Linked DNA regions of Mus musculus: region 1 is linked to region 2. The links are chromatin contacts, found by Hi-C in ENCODE. All regions are on one chromosome and are shown on one strand. The core of a region is the stretch at or near the end of the contact, and the rest is flanking DNA. Distances in the headings are between cores, read along the strand shown. Region 1 holds the start of Psme4 (proteasome (prosome, macropain) activator subunit 4). Region 2 holds the start of Rtn4 (reticulon 4).

Evidence for each region. A loop is a pair of places that touch in the nucleus more often than their neighbours do.
Region 1: a loop to region 2 is called in a map of T-helper 1 cell, with 9 times the contacts of the local background. The contact joins the promoter of Psme4 here to the promoter of Rtn4 in region 2. A Hi-C loop is called at or near these places in 2 of 37 maps with a recorded cell type or tissue (T-helper 1 cell and T-helper 2 cell).

Annotation. Positions count from the first base shown.
Region 1 is chr11:30,768,373-30,775,360 of GRCm38, reverse strand. Psme4 (proteasome (prosome, macropain) activator subunit 4) reads right to left here and starts at 3,586. Exons shown (of 47, transcript NM_134013.3): 1 at 3,137-3,586. The coding sequence starts at 3,378.
Region 2 is chr11:29,686,718-29,694,221 of GRCm38, reverse strand. It overlaps Rtn4 (reticulon 4), which reads right to left and starts at 1,324. Exons shown (of 9, transcript NM_194054.3): 1 at 529-1,324. The coding sequence starts at 1,033. It also overlaps the pseudogene Gm12093.

The DNA of each region.
Region 1 (6,988 bases), core at 2,337-4,836, 1.1 Mb before region 2:
TTAACCTATTTGTCTCGGTGTTTTCATTTTTAAAACAGAAGTAATTCCATGCTATACTTATTGCCCCTGAACTGAGTCTAATTTCTAAAAGGATAAAAGATGCTGTATGAAAAATCATTAATAAACCCTTTTTAGACTGGTGAGTTATTTTCTACCCAGCCTGATAACCTGACTTCAAGCCCTAAAATCCATATGGTAAATCTTTATTTATCTAACTTATTCGAGCATGTAATGGCACAAGTGCACATGTAGCAAGACATATATCAGCCTTTTAAAAGTGTTCTGCCATAAGGTTTGATTATAGTAAACCTTAGACAAAGTAATGGAGATAGAGGGGGAACTCAGAAGTAAAATCAATCACAAATTTTCCAACTCACTATGGCTTGATAATTGCTGGTAAGTGGTGTTCATTATGTTATTGTCCTCTTCTATATGTTCGATATTTTCCATAATAAAAATATTCAGAGTCAACAAGATGGATCCTCAGGCAAAAGCAATTTGGCAACAACCCTAAAGACCTGGCTTTGATCCCAGGAAGCCAAGCAGGAGAGAACTGTTCCTTAGAGTTGTCCTCTGACTACCCCTACACATAAATAATAATAATAATAATAATAATAATAACAATAACAAGAATAATAATAGAGTAAAAAATATTGAAAATGTGTAAGGCAAAAAGTTTTGCATTTAAAAAAATGAGAACCAAAAATGAGGTTCTGGCACAAAGAACCAATTAGCAAGTCAAAGGTAAACTTGCTATTTCTGAATGATTAACTGCTGGCTAGCATTTGGGAGGTTAAGGCAGGGGTCGGGAGTTAAGACCAGCAAGTTTGGAACAGTTCTAGGGCTACTAGAGATCCTGTCTCAAAAGCCAGCCAGCCATGGTGTCTCATGCTGGTAATTCCATCATCGGGAAGAGCAAATGGGTAGGGCCATCCTACGGATAGTTCCAGGCCAGCCAAGCCTACCTAAAACCTTACTGGGAGGGAGAGGGTATCATAACTCCTTTTTAAATATTTAATAAGTAGCAAAATGATATAACATCAGAGCAAAAATAGTTCCCAGGAAACACTCTCATTTCATTTACAAGCAAGCAAAAGGACATGATTAAATAAGTTTCTCATATCTTCAGAATTGGTGAGGAAAAAATGAAATCTACTCCATTTCTTCTAGAACATGGCAAACATGATTACTTCAGGATTATATAGATGTTAAGCACAACACTAGGCTTTTAAACTGGGGAGGGTGAGCACAACTATACACAAACATGTCACCCTAATTCGTCTTCGAGAAGAAAACACACACCCAAGACCACAGTGTGCCCTATCAAATTCAAAGTGTCACATGGCAACGCAATTCCAAGAATTAGTTTCCAGTATTTAACCACTATTCCAAAATTAAAGTCTACATGACAGCACTTGTTGCAGGTTATTTACAGAAAACAGGAGCCACCACCATTAAGCCATCTAAACAGCAATACTGCTCTACACATCAAGCATGGTAACTCCATTATTATTTCTTGGTAATACTTGTACTTTAGGCAAAACAGCAACAAAGCCTAGTGCTAATTTACCAAACTCATTAACCAGATATTGGAAAATAAACATTTAACTGTGCTTATAAATCCAAGCTGGATGTCTTCACAAATTGGCATATACATACACATATTATACACCAAAGAAAAGTTGCATATATTCCCTGAAAACAATATTCCTTGGCAAGTCTATCAAAGTGACTAACAAACTTCATTTTTACTGTGTTCAAGTTACACAAACACCTAAGGAGAACACACAAAGTAACTCAATTTTAATCCTTTAAAAAGAGGGTTTTCTTTGATTACATTGATCTCCACATTTATGGATCCTTAATACCATAAACTTCTTTATAATCCACTCAACAGAGCTGTTAATCGTGACCACTTTATGGTCACTCTAAGAAAGACAAATTAAGTGCTTTAGTTTTGCATCTTTTAAGTAAAAGAGCTCTTTTCACTCGGTTGAAGAGTACAAAAAACTTGTCAGAAGCCCCCCAATAATTAGCACATAAAAATTATCCCGAAGAGAGATACAGCCCACTATTGTATTATAAAACCCTGAGTCATCACCCAGCTCACTCAGCAGATTCTGGGGAACACAAATGACATGCCCTGTGCAATCACTTATCGGTAACCATATGCATAAACATAGTCTTACCAAATTATATGTAGCGTACCAAACAAAACAGCAAAAATCTTATATAATAAGTTCTGCCAAAGTAAAGGCGCGCATAGAGCAAATGACCTCTCCAAACTTTTTGCTCCATCATTACTTTTCCCCCGTTCTAATTCTAATGACGCTATAATTTGCGGCTAGTGCGTACGGAAAACAAAAGAACTAACCAACTCAAAACCACACAGTCTGGCCAACAAAGCCCGGGATCAACCTAACAGCGCTCTTCACTATTTGCCTTAGAATAAGCGAAGTCGTGACCGAGGAAATGTCACAACAGGAACATACACTTTTCCTAGAATTCTAAGACAACATTCTCAACGTCTACTCAATCCGAGAATGCGCTGACTGTCCATTTGAAACGAATCGTTTCAATTAAATCCAGGAAGCCAGAACAGCAACCCAGACCCCCAAGAAACATAGTAACACAGAAAAACACACCACACACACACACACACACACACAACCTCTTACTGTCCCTACTTCCTACGGTAAGAAGTGTAAAGTGGATCGACGAGGAAGGAAAAACAAAACAAAACAACAACAAAAACAAAAAACAAACAACAAACCCAAAAAAACCACAGAAGCAAGGACAGGAGTCGCTTCCCCAAAGACCGAAGCTCTCTATCCCGCAGCTCCAAGCGCAGAACCCCAGGGAGAACCAATGGGAGCCGCTCGTCCCTATGCCCGGGTACGCCTGTGGCTCCCCAGAGCCTGGCACGTCAAGAGAAAGGACCAGAACGCTGATCGTGAGAGGCGACCGACAGGACCCAGAAGTCCCACGGAAAGCAACGAGGAGACTGGGTCTCCCCGGACTCGGCCGCGCCCCTGGAATCCTGCACCAGGTCAGCGCCGTCTGGACAGAACAGAGTTGAGCAGCACCAGCAGCGCAGACAAAGAGCCCGGCCCGCCGACGGCTTCAGCCCACTTACGTGGAGAGTTTCCGCGTCCAGAAGAGGCCCCCGGGCCACAGCTCTTGGAGCTGCACGGCCCGGCCCAGGTTGCTCTTGATCTGTGCCAGCTGCAAGTCGGACTCGGCGTCCAGCCGCTCGGCATAGGGCAGAAGCTTGTTGTACACGATCTCCTTCTGCGGGACGAAGGCCCGCGGGCCCAGTACCGGCCGCCCGCCAGGCTCGGGGGGCTCCCCGCCGCCCGCCCGCTCCGGAGCCTCCATTAGCCCGGGGCCGCCCCCGGCCCGACCCCCGGCCCCGGCCCCCGCCCCGCTGCGGGCTCAGCCTCGTCCGCGTCGCCTCGCCCTCGGCCCGACCGCTGGGCCCCCCTCCCGCCCCGGCTGCCCGGCGCGCTGCTGGACCCCGCGCGGCACCCGGTTCGTTGGCGGTGGCAGCGGCTGCTCGGCCCGGACCCCTCCGGCTCTTCTGGTGACGCTGCAGCCGCAGCGCCGGGAGGTTCCGGACCGGCCTCAAGTCACTTCCGGGGCGGGGCCACGGAGGCGGGGAGGAGGTAACCTGGCTGCTTTCTTGCAGTCAGCCGAGTTTGGTGTCAGCGACTGGGGTTGCCACGCGAGGCTGCCGGCGAGAAACAAGAGACCCTACTCTGCTCCAGCAGGATCCAGAGACACGGAATCCGACTACCTCTCCACGCTCAGTATCCTCTCTTCTGGGCCAGTTTACGGAAGAGCAGCTTGTATCCCAGCCGGGGGCGGGAGTGTGGACAGCGAAGCAGTATGAGCACAAAGAGTTCTAGGCCAACCTCTGCTTCCTACTGGCAACAGGAGACACTATCTTTAAAAAAACGTGTATGGAAGAATCTGTATACACAATAGTACCCTGTGTTCCTCTGTCCTTTTACCCCCCACCTTTCTGATATTTCCCCGTCCACCCTCCAAAAAAGTTACTCAACAAATATACTTTGTGTGTCATCTTCTCATTTAAGGTCCCTATAGAAAGTTTAAGAACGCCTAGTTCTGCCCTTAAGGACGTAGAGGCCTTTCCTGGCAACAAACTAATAAATTACAAGATAATGCATTGGTAAATACTGGATAAGTACCGAGATACCTGGGAATTCTAAATGAAGGCATATCACCTTCATAGAAGTTATTTTTAAATTAATCTGTAAGGTTGATGGCAATGTTATTTCGATAAAGAAAGGAGGAAGAAATAATTATCAGCTGACAGAAAAGACTGAGGCTGCAAGCTTGCTTTCTGATAACTCAAGATTCAGGCTGGTTAAAGATTGCTTGCCAGAAGGGAGTGAATACATGTATTGAGACTAAGAAGTAAATGCTGGAGAATTGAGATTGATCTTAAAAATAACAAGAAATTTCTAAGAGAGGACATTGTAACATGCGCCTGTCATCCCAGCATTTGGAAACTCAAGAGCAGGAGGGTTGTAGCTTAAAGCCAACCTGAGCTAAACAAAAAAACGAAACAAAACAAACTAACTAACTAACTGAAAAAACAGACAAGGATTACCAGCTGGTCTATGAGTTCTACTAGTGGTTGGCCTCTTTCCTAAGCTGAGTTCCATCCCTAGATCTTCAAGAAAATATTTTACAAAAAAAGTCACCATCTCAAAAGAGAATGTCTAAAAAACAATAAGCCTAAGGGCAGCATAATAAAATTTACTTTTGTTTCTTTTAGTTTTTGTTTTTGGTTTTGTTTTTTTGTTTGTGGTTTTTTGTTTTGTTTTAGTTTTTTTGTTTTTGTTTTTGTTTTGAGACTGGATTTTACTCTGTAGCCATGGCTATTATGAAACTGCTATGTGTTAAGACCTGTGTCTAGCCACCCATTTTGTGCTGTTACTAATATTATAAGGAAACTTTCTCATGCCCGAGTTGATGGGGCATTCTGTGTTTTGGTGTTCTTGGAAACCAACCACAATATAAGTCAGTTAGAACTGCTTTGTATAGTTAGCAGCAATAACCTTGGACTGGAACCAACCACCAGACAGCACTTCTTGCACCTGTGTATGACCTTTTATGGTTTTTGCTTTTATAAGCTGCCCCTGGAATAGACCCCAACATAAAAGAGAGGCCTACACCAATAAAAGAAGCTATTTGGAATAAGACTTCCATTTTGAGTAGAGATTGAGTAAAGTTTAACTTCCCAAGACGGCCCAGGGAACTGACATCCTACTTGGCAGAAAGAGACATGTACATGGGTAACTAGCATCCTGGTTGGCAAGTTAAGACGTGAGTGTTGAAGTTAAGCAAGGCAAGTCCTCTATCACAGCTGAATACCTCAACCAATAGGAGCTGGATAAATGGACAGCAAAGATATGTTGCCAAGGAAATCCCCTATCCCTAAATACTGATTGGTAAACTAACTTGGCGGGTTTAAAAGCTTAAAAGCTCTGTAGGTGGGTGGGTAGATGGGTAGGAGAACACCCTCATAGAAGCAGGGGGAAGAAAAATGGGATAAGGGGTTTCCAGAGGGGAAACCTGGAAAGGAGATAACATTTGAAATTTAAATAAATAAAATATCCAATTTAAAAAAAAAATAACAAAGGGGATGGGGAGAAAGAAAAAAAGGAAGAGCTCTGTAGGATCTTGGCTCTTCTAAGTCTGGTCTATGACCCTGATCAATCATTCCTGGGTTGAATGATCAATAAACTATGCCTGTCTGACTAAAATCTGTATTTGTGTAGTTTGTGAGGTGACTCGTGGACTATAATACTATGTAAACCAAACTGGCCTTGAACCTTGGGCAACCCTGCAATTTCTGGTATGTACCACATGTAAGAAAATTTCACATTAAAATGTTTTATATTACATTCGTTTCTTTCTATGTGCTCATGCTGTGAATGACTTACAGGGATTGATTATTTGTAGTTGGTCTAATGTTGTTTGTATTTTTATGTTAATTTGGGCCCTCTAAAACTGTTTGCCCCAAAGACAAGTTAGTCTGTAGGTAAGACACTGAGGGTCCCTGCCCCGAGTTAATTCTGATTGGTAAATAAAGATGCCAGCAACCAATAACTGGGGAGAAGAGATGTAGGTGGGGTTTAGGTTTTCTGGGCTTGGGACCAAGAGGAAAAGGAAGGAGGAGAAGCAGAAAGGAGCCTCCATGGAATAAGAAGCATATACAGGAGGGAGAAGGTGAACCACAATGGAATAGCTGAGCCATAAAAAACATGGCCAGTGTGGACTGCATACTCCTGGGCCAGCAGGAGTGAGATCCTGTCTTAAAAAAATACAAACAGCAATAAGAAGGTAGGAGGTCTAAAAATGAGGCAGACTAAAGTCTTGTGCACTAGCCAAGTTTATTCAGAGCATTAGACAGTTTATACCTTGAATGTTAAGAGGAATCACAACAACAAGCCACATATGACAAAACCATGATTTTTTTTCCCATAGGGGACATGAGTAAGAACAGGTGAAGTAAACTCACTCCTATCCACTACACCTCAGAGGAACATGAAAACACATTTCAAGAACAATTCTGTTTTTAAGAAACTGAGGTCACAGACTTTTGTCTTGACTTCTTGGAGTTTTCTCACAAGCACTCAGAATTCTTAATTACTCCGTTCTTGGACTGTGTTCTGACAGTAGGTGCTTTGTTGTTTCCTTGTGTGTATGATACTGAGGACTGAGTGAGGTAAAGTGCTCCACCACCCAGCTACTGGTCTATATCTCCAGACCTTTTTACTGTCTATAAAGCAGCCTTCAAGTTGACCAGGCTGACCTTGGTAGCCCAGGTAGATTTTCTTTCTTGTTCCTTACTCTCTTACACATATGCTGTGAATATCTATGTCATGGTGTTCATGTAGAAGTGAGAAACAGCTTTTGGGGAGTTGGTTCTATCCTTTTACCTTTACGTGGATTC
Region 2 (7,504 bases), core at 75-2,574:
CTCGGCCAGTTCCCCACCAATAAAGGGAGAAAGAAACAGGGGATTAGTGCAAGGGGATCCCCCGACGCCCGGCAGGAAGGAAGGCAGGCCCTAAAAAATAAAAAAACTGTAGAGTGGTCGACAAACGCCCATCCTTTAAATAAAGGGATTAGGGCACCACAGCCTTCCCATTCCCACCTCCAAGCCCAGCCCAGCCCAGCCCAGCCCAGCCCAGCCCAGCCCAGCCCAAGGAATCCACCATCCTAGTTCTTCAACACACTCCTAGCTGCTGATAGGCGAGAACTTCGTGCTGGAATGGGAACCAGCGACTTGGCAGCGGTGCACGTGCTCCCCGAAACCCCGACAAACAATGAAGGCACCCAGGCTTCCGAGGCCGCCCCACCCTTCTGCCCGCCTCCCGCCAGCGGGGGCGCCATCACCCTGCCACTCGTAGACAAAGCCCTAGGGTCCCGAGCAGCCCTGCCCGTCCCCTCCTCCCCCGGGCCAAGACACAAAAGAGGGAGGGGCGTAACGCGCAGCAGCACTCACCCACTGAGCCCGAGCCCCTGCGCTTGGGCGCGGCCGGCGTGGAAGGGGGCGCGGCGGGCTCCGCTAGGGGGCTCGCGCCGGCTGGCGCCGGAGGCCGCGCTGGAGGCTCGTCGTCCTCCGGGAGCTTGGAGGGCAGGACTGCGGCAGCGGGCGGCAGGGATGGCGCGGACGCCGCGGGGCTGCGTTCCCAGGACGGCTGCCTCTCAGGGGCGGTGGGGGGCGCGGCCGGCAGCGGCCCGCGGGGCGCGGGGGGCACCGAGTCGCTGCTGAAGTCCAGCAGCGGTGCGGCGGCGGGGGGCACCGGAGCCGCGGACAGCCCGGCTGCGGGCTTCCTCTCCAGCACCTCCAATTCCTCCAGGTCCTCGTCGTCCTCCTCCTCCTCCTCGTCTTCCTCGTCCTCCTCGTCCTCGGGCTCCGTCACGAACTGGTACTTGAAAGCGGGCGGGGGCCGGGGCGGGCTATCCGCGGACGAGGAGACCAGCGACGACTGGTCTATGTCTTCCATGGTCGGCGATGATGCTGCAGCTACTGCCGCCGCGGGCCACTTCTCCTCAGAGCCGCGGGCGGTTGTGGGGGTTGGGCAGGACTGGCAGAGGCCGGGCTGGCCGAACCAAGCCGAGGAACCCGCAAAGGCGACAGCTCCAGGAACAATAAGACTTCTCCTCCTGCCTCCGCGCTCGAGATGCGCCACCCGCCCTGTCCTCAGTTGCAGCAGCCGCCGCCGCCCAGATGAGCAACTGAGAGAGGAGGGCAGACTCTCCGCCCAGTTTGGCGTGACTCACCTTCCCGGCAGGGGAGGGCTGGCTGGCGCGGGGGACAGAGAGCCAATAGGCTGCGGGATAGAGAAGATGGATCACGGGGTTGTCCAATAGAAATAGGGTGCAGGCGGAGCCTGCCATACTTCCTTGGTGGCGTTCGGAGGGCGGGGTTTGGAGCTGGGATCCACCCCCACCTAGTGTAGTTGGGGAATGGGGCGGGGACTTGGCCTTGCCTACAGCGGGATTTTAGTCTACCAAAAGGGGGCGGGCTGCGGTCCCAGGATTTGGAGAGTTTTCCAAGAAGCCTGTGGAAGGGCGTTATCCTGGGGACCTAGGAGTGGAAAGTTTCCTCCCCGAAAAGGGAAAAAAAAAAAAAAAAGTGGAGAAAGGTACTAACAAGACTGAATTAGGTCTTACGGATTTTTTTAGATAAAAGACTTATTTTCAGACATGGTCCCAACGCATAACTACCACCACCTCAAAAGGAGAAAGAAAAACAAAACATTTATTTGACACTTTCAAGTTCCCTCCCTTTCTAGACTGCAGGCCTGGAATGAGGTAGGCAAAACAGCTGTGCTAGATTACCCGGAGCTCTGGGCTCACTGTTTAGAATGCTTTCGGCCTTGCATTCTGCTGGACTCTAAAAGTGCACGGAGAATGAGTCACCAGAAAGGGAGAAGGGGGAAGGAACGTTGAAATAGATGCCTTGGAAGGCAAAATTGGTTCACTATTTTTCACTCACCTCAGGCTGATGAGTCAACATCCCGGATGATTCAGGCTTCCTAGGAGTCGGGAAGCCCTACACTCACTGGTTTGATATGCTGGAATGGCATGTCTCCTGATGTGCGGTCCCCCCCACCCCCACCCCCCCAAAGCTACACTTTAAAGAAAACGGTAGCCAGGTGTGGTGGCACATGCCTTTAATCCCAGCACTTGGGATGCAGAGGCAGGTGGATTTCTGAGTTCGAGACCAGCCTGGTCTACAAAGTGAATTCTAGGACAGCCAAAGCTACACAGAGAAACCCTGTTTCAAAAAATCAAAAGAAAGAAAGAAAGAAAGAAAGAAAGAAAGAAAGAAAGAAAGAAAGAAAGAAAGAAAACGGTAGAACATAGAAAACTTTGCTTCAAGGTTTGCAGAGTCCCTTTATCTTTCTTATACACTTTTCAAAAATACTGGCTGCATGCCTACTCTGGAGAGAGGATTGCCTGCATTCCAATTGTTCAGTCTACATGTGCACTGTCTAGTACTGAAGCAACTGGCTGCTTTTAGCTCCTGAGCACTGAAATGAAGTGTGTTCTGTGAATAAAATACACACTACATTCCCAGAATTTATAAGAAATGTTATAATTTCTGTTTCACATTGGTTTTATGTTGGCATTGATAGTATTTTGGATATAGTGGGATGAGTACACTATATTATCAAGTTCACTTGTATTCTTTTTGAAGCAGCTTGTAGAAACTTTTAAATGCATGTTCTAATAACTAAGATATTTGATTGCCATGGATTTTGTTGGTTTTTAAGCAAATTTGTAGTCCCAACAAAGTAATATCACCCTAGATTTAGTTTAAGTTTTAAGAAAGAATTGGGTGGGGTGGATGTTGGTGAGGGTTGCTGGAGAAATGGCTTTAACAAGACCTGAGTTCTGTTCCCAGCATCCAAGCAGCTCATAATCACAGCATACACACTCACACACATCTTTTTTTAAAAAAAACTTTTAAAATGTAATGGGGCTAGAAAGATGGCTAGTTAAGAGAACTTACTGCTCTTGCAGTAAATAAACAGCCCAAGTTTGAGTCTAAGGACCTACATGGTGATTTCCAACTCTCCATAACTCCAGTTCCAGCAAATATGAAGCCCTCTATGACTTCCTCAGGAGCCAGGCACCTGCGTGGTGTCCCACATATACACCGCATAGCATTCATACACATTCTGGTCCTATTCATTCTGGAAGAAAAGAGACATTGAAAGAGACACCTAACTATCCCAGCCATAGTGATATTCTCTCAAAAAATGCGACTTCATCCTAGAGCCAATATACAATCATGAAAAATAATGTGTCACTGTTGTTTTAAACCACTGCCTTTTTAGGTGATTCATTACATAGCAAAAGTTTCTTGAACTAGTATCCATTCTGTGTTTGCATTTTATGCTTTATTGGTTTATACAATGCATTAGGTATGTACTCTATACCAGCACCAAACAAAGCAGGTGCAAAGTTTGTCTATACATTTTCAGGTAAAGGAAGGGTCACTACTCAGAAGAATAGGCAGTTCCAGTGCTATGGTATTAATACTATTGCAAAACACTTAATCACTACCTAAACTCATATGTGGAACAGGCTACATTTGCCTTCTATCATGTATGCCCTTTGAAAAAGTTAAAGGGCCAGAGATGGATATATATATATATGCATATATATTGGAATATGAAAGATGGGTTCCAACATAAAACCTGTTTCAAGAGCTTTCTGCCATAGCTCTTTCACCTACTGAAAAGGACTTGTCTTTTTTCAAGTGCACTGCTGAGTTACATGCATTCTTTGTACTGGAACAAAACAAAACAAAACACTGAAACATAATTTTTGGCTTAAGTGGAAGTTGTAACAGCTTCCTGCATGATTTTCCCTAACACTTCCCTGGTTTTAGGTTCTGTATATATAGAATTTTATGAAATGTAGCTTTGTAATCCTGGTTAATAAATGTCTTGGTTCAAAGTACATTCATTCACTACTAAGAGTAAAAACAGAAATGAGATCAATTTCTTCAGTCATGTTTATAATTAGTGTTGGACCTAAAATAAAAATTTAAGTCAGGAAAAGGAATCCCACTATCCAAATAGCCAGGAAATGGCTATTTACATATCTACCAACAGATGAATGGAGAATACAGAAGAAGTCCTGCACTTGGGAGGCAGAGGCAGGTGGATTTCTGAGTTCAAGACCAGCCTGGTCTACAGAGTGAGTTCCAGGACAGCCAGGACTGCACAGAGAAACCCTGTCTCAAAAAAACAAAACAAACAAACAAACAAAAAACCCAAAAACGTCCTGCTATGATGTATGAAGCTTTGTCAACTTCCCTGTGACAATCCACCTGTGCTAAATGTCATGTGTAATAACCAGGAACATCAATGAAGCTCATATAAGGGTTGGGTTTCCAGGAAAGTAGCCACTGACCCATGGCCCTGAGACACATTTTGAACAAACTGGATGCTGATATTGTCCGTCTCCAGGAGACCAGAGGGCCCAATGATATACTAACAGTGAATATTCCTAGCTGTTGTTGCGAGCAGGGACTCCTGTTTCCATATCAGCAGTAGCTGTAAAGATTGCACTGCTCCAGTGGCTGCTGAAGTCCTGAGTGGTCGGTCTGCCATCCAGAACAGGGATGTCCATTGCTTCAGAAACACAAATGAGTTCACCAAAGAGGATCTTCCCACACTGGATAGTGAAGGCCAGGCCCTCATTGCACAGTACATGGTAAGAGAAAGAAGACCTCTACCCTAATTGATATGTCCTGCCCCATGTGCATTCTGGGAAGCCTAAGAAGCTGAGGCTTCTTAAAGTCAAGTTTCTATGGGCAGATCTGAGCAGAAGCCTGCGCTAGCCATCATGTGACCATTCTCAGGGATCTGAATATGGCCCAACATCTCAGTCACTATTATGAGGCAGGCAACCTGGTATTCTTTTAAGGAAACCAGGGCAGAATTGAATAAGTAGCTTGCTCAGTAACCTGGGTACCAGGCCCCACATAGGCTATTTACCAATAGTTACCACTGTTCCTGCCAAAGCAGGAAAAGGCCTTCAACTACTGTTTGATGCTCAGTGGTAAGAGGCATCCCAACTACAACTCCTGGCTTGATTGCAGGCTCAGGCATAGGTTCCTGGTCATAAACACCTTCCAGGCCCCCATTCTGCTACCTGAAGTGATGGGCTCTGAATGCTGCCTGGTAGAAGCTATCTTGAACATGTTCTGAGTGCCAGCAAGATAGTGCCCAGACCCGTATACCCATTTCTTCCTCGAGTTTCTTAATTACTTCTTCTTGAACAAGAACTTGTGATTGGCAGTTTGTTCTGCCATCCAGCAAGCAAACCCAGGTCTAGAAGCAGCTAAACAAAACATGTTTGGGTTTAACCAGCCCTGGGAAAAGTCAGGCTGTCTCCACAAGAAGCCAGAAAAACCTGAGGAGCAGCTTCTGGCCTTCTCCAAACTTCCGATGTCATAACTGCAGATTCCAGAAGAGGATGCATTGGCCACAGTAGTATAAGAACAGCTCAGACTTTCGGAGGCTAAAGGTAAGAAGGAGGTACAGACCATGTTCTCTTTTTTTGTTTGTTTGTTTGTTTTGTTTTGTTTTTACAGAGACAGGGTTTCTCTGTATAGCCCTGGCTGTCCTGGAACTCACTCTGTAGACCAGGCTGGCCTTGAACTCAGAAATCTGCCTGCCTCTGCTTCTCAAGGGCTGGGATTAAAGGCGTGCCCCACTACTGCCCGGCCAGACCATGCTCTTGAAGACTATGCTAGGTATGGTCTCACTCATGCCCCTCTGAGAGGCCACAGAAAGCCATGTGTAGCGCATGCTGTGAAAACACTGGACCTACCCACCAAAATTCTGAATGTTTGTCTGGCTGTTGGCCTGGGAGCCCCTCCCAGGGATGTCTCCTCCAGGTCTAGCTGCTTTTTCTGAAGCAGGCTCAGGTGAAGCAGTTGAGGCCCAAGGATATGTGACATGGTCAGCCCTTGGAAGGTCCGATGCCAGCTTTTCAGTTTTGCCAGTTTTTCATCCTTCCTTCTTTCAAGGCTTCCTTTTCTTCTCTCTTTTCTTCCTTTTCCTGCCCCTCTTTCTCTTCACACCTCTCTCTCATCCTTTTCATACATAGGTAGTAGCTGTGCAAGATGCTATAACTTAAAAAAAATTTTGGGAAATGTATTTGTTCATAAACAAAATCTGTCTTTGTTTCAGAATAAAATGAAAATGTGACATAGATACACAAGGGAATTGCATATAGCTGTAAAGACAAGTGAAATGACATTTGTTGGGAAATGGGTGGGACTGGACATCGTGAAGTAAAATAACCCAAACACAAAAAACACAAAGACTGCCTGTTTCTCTCAAACAGGAAACCTATGTCCAGAATGATATGCATGCTGGGGACATGTTATCTATGTATGCTGGTCACAAAACTACAAAGGGGATTAGGAGAGAGAAGGAAGAGATTTGAAGGGACATGGGGGAAAGCAATGGCAATATATCTTACGGTTTTACTGCTGTGAGCAGACTCCATGACCAAGCCAACTCTTATAAGGACAACATTTAATCCAGGCTGATTTACAGGTTCAGAGATTCAGTTAATAATCATCAAGGTGAGAGCATGGCAGCATCCAGGCAGGCATAGTGCAGGACTGAGATTTCAATATCTTCATCTAAAGGCTGCTAGCAGAAAACAGGCTTCCAGGCAGCTAAGATTAGGGTCTTAAAGCCCACACTCACAGTAACACACCTACTCCAATAGGGCCATACCTTCTAATAGTGCCACTCCCTGATCTGAACATATCCAAACCATCACACAATAGAAAACACAGAATAGGAATAGAGAAGGGAGGCTCAGAAGGGAAGAAAGCTAACTAGCTTGGAATGGGGCAAGGGGTGAGAGGAAAAAATAAGAACATAGTTTAATGAAACCTAGTACTTTATAGTCACCTAAATATTTAATTTAAAAACAATGAAAACAAAAAGCTAACAGGCAAGTAAAAGAACCTAGGGCTGGGGCTATAGTGCAATTGATAGAGTGTGACCCTAGCATGCAGAGAACCCTGGGTTTGAGACTTAGGACGATGTAAACTACGGGTGGTGGCACACTTATCACCCTAGCAATCAGGAATGAAGGCAGGGGAGCAGAAATTCAAGGTCATTCTCTGCTACAATGAGAGTTCAAGGCCAGCCGGAATGTCGAGAGACTGTACCAAAAAAGAGGGAGGGAAGGGAGGAAAGGATTTAATCTCCTTAATCTCTTTAATTTTCTTTTCTTTTCTTTTCTTTTCTTTTCTTTTCTTTTCTTTCCTTTCCTTTTCTTTTCTTTTCTTTTCTTTTTCTTCCAGTTTTTCGAGACAGGGTTTCTCTGTATAGCCCTGGCTGTCCTGGAACTCACTTTGTAGACCAGGCTTGCCTCGAACTCAGAAATCCGCCTGCCTCTGCCTCCCAAGTGCTGGGATTAAAGGC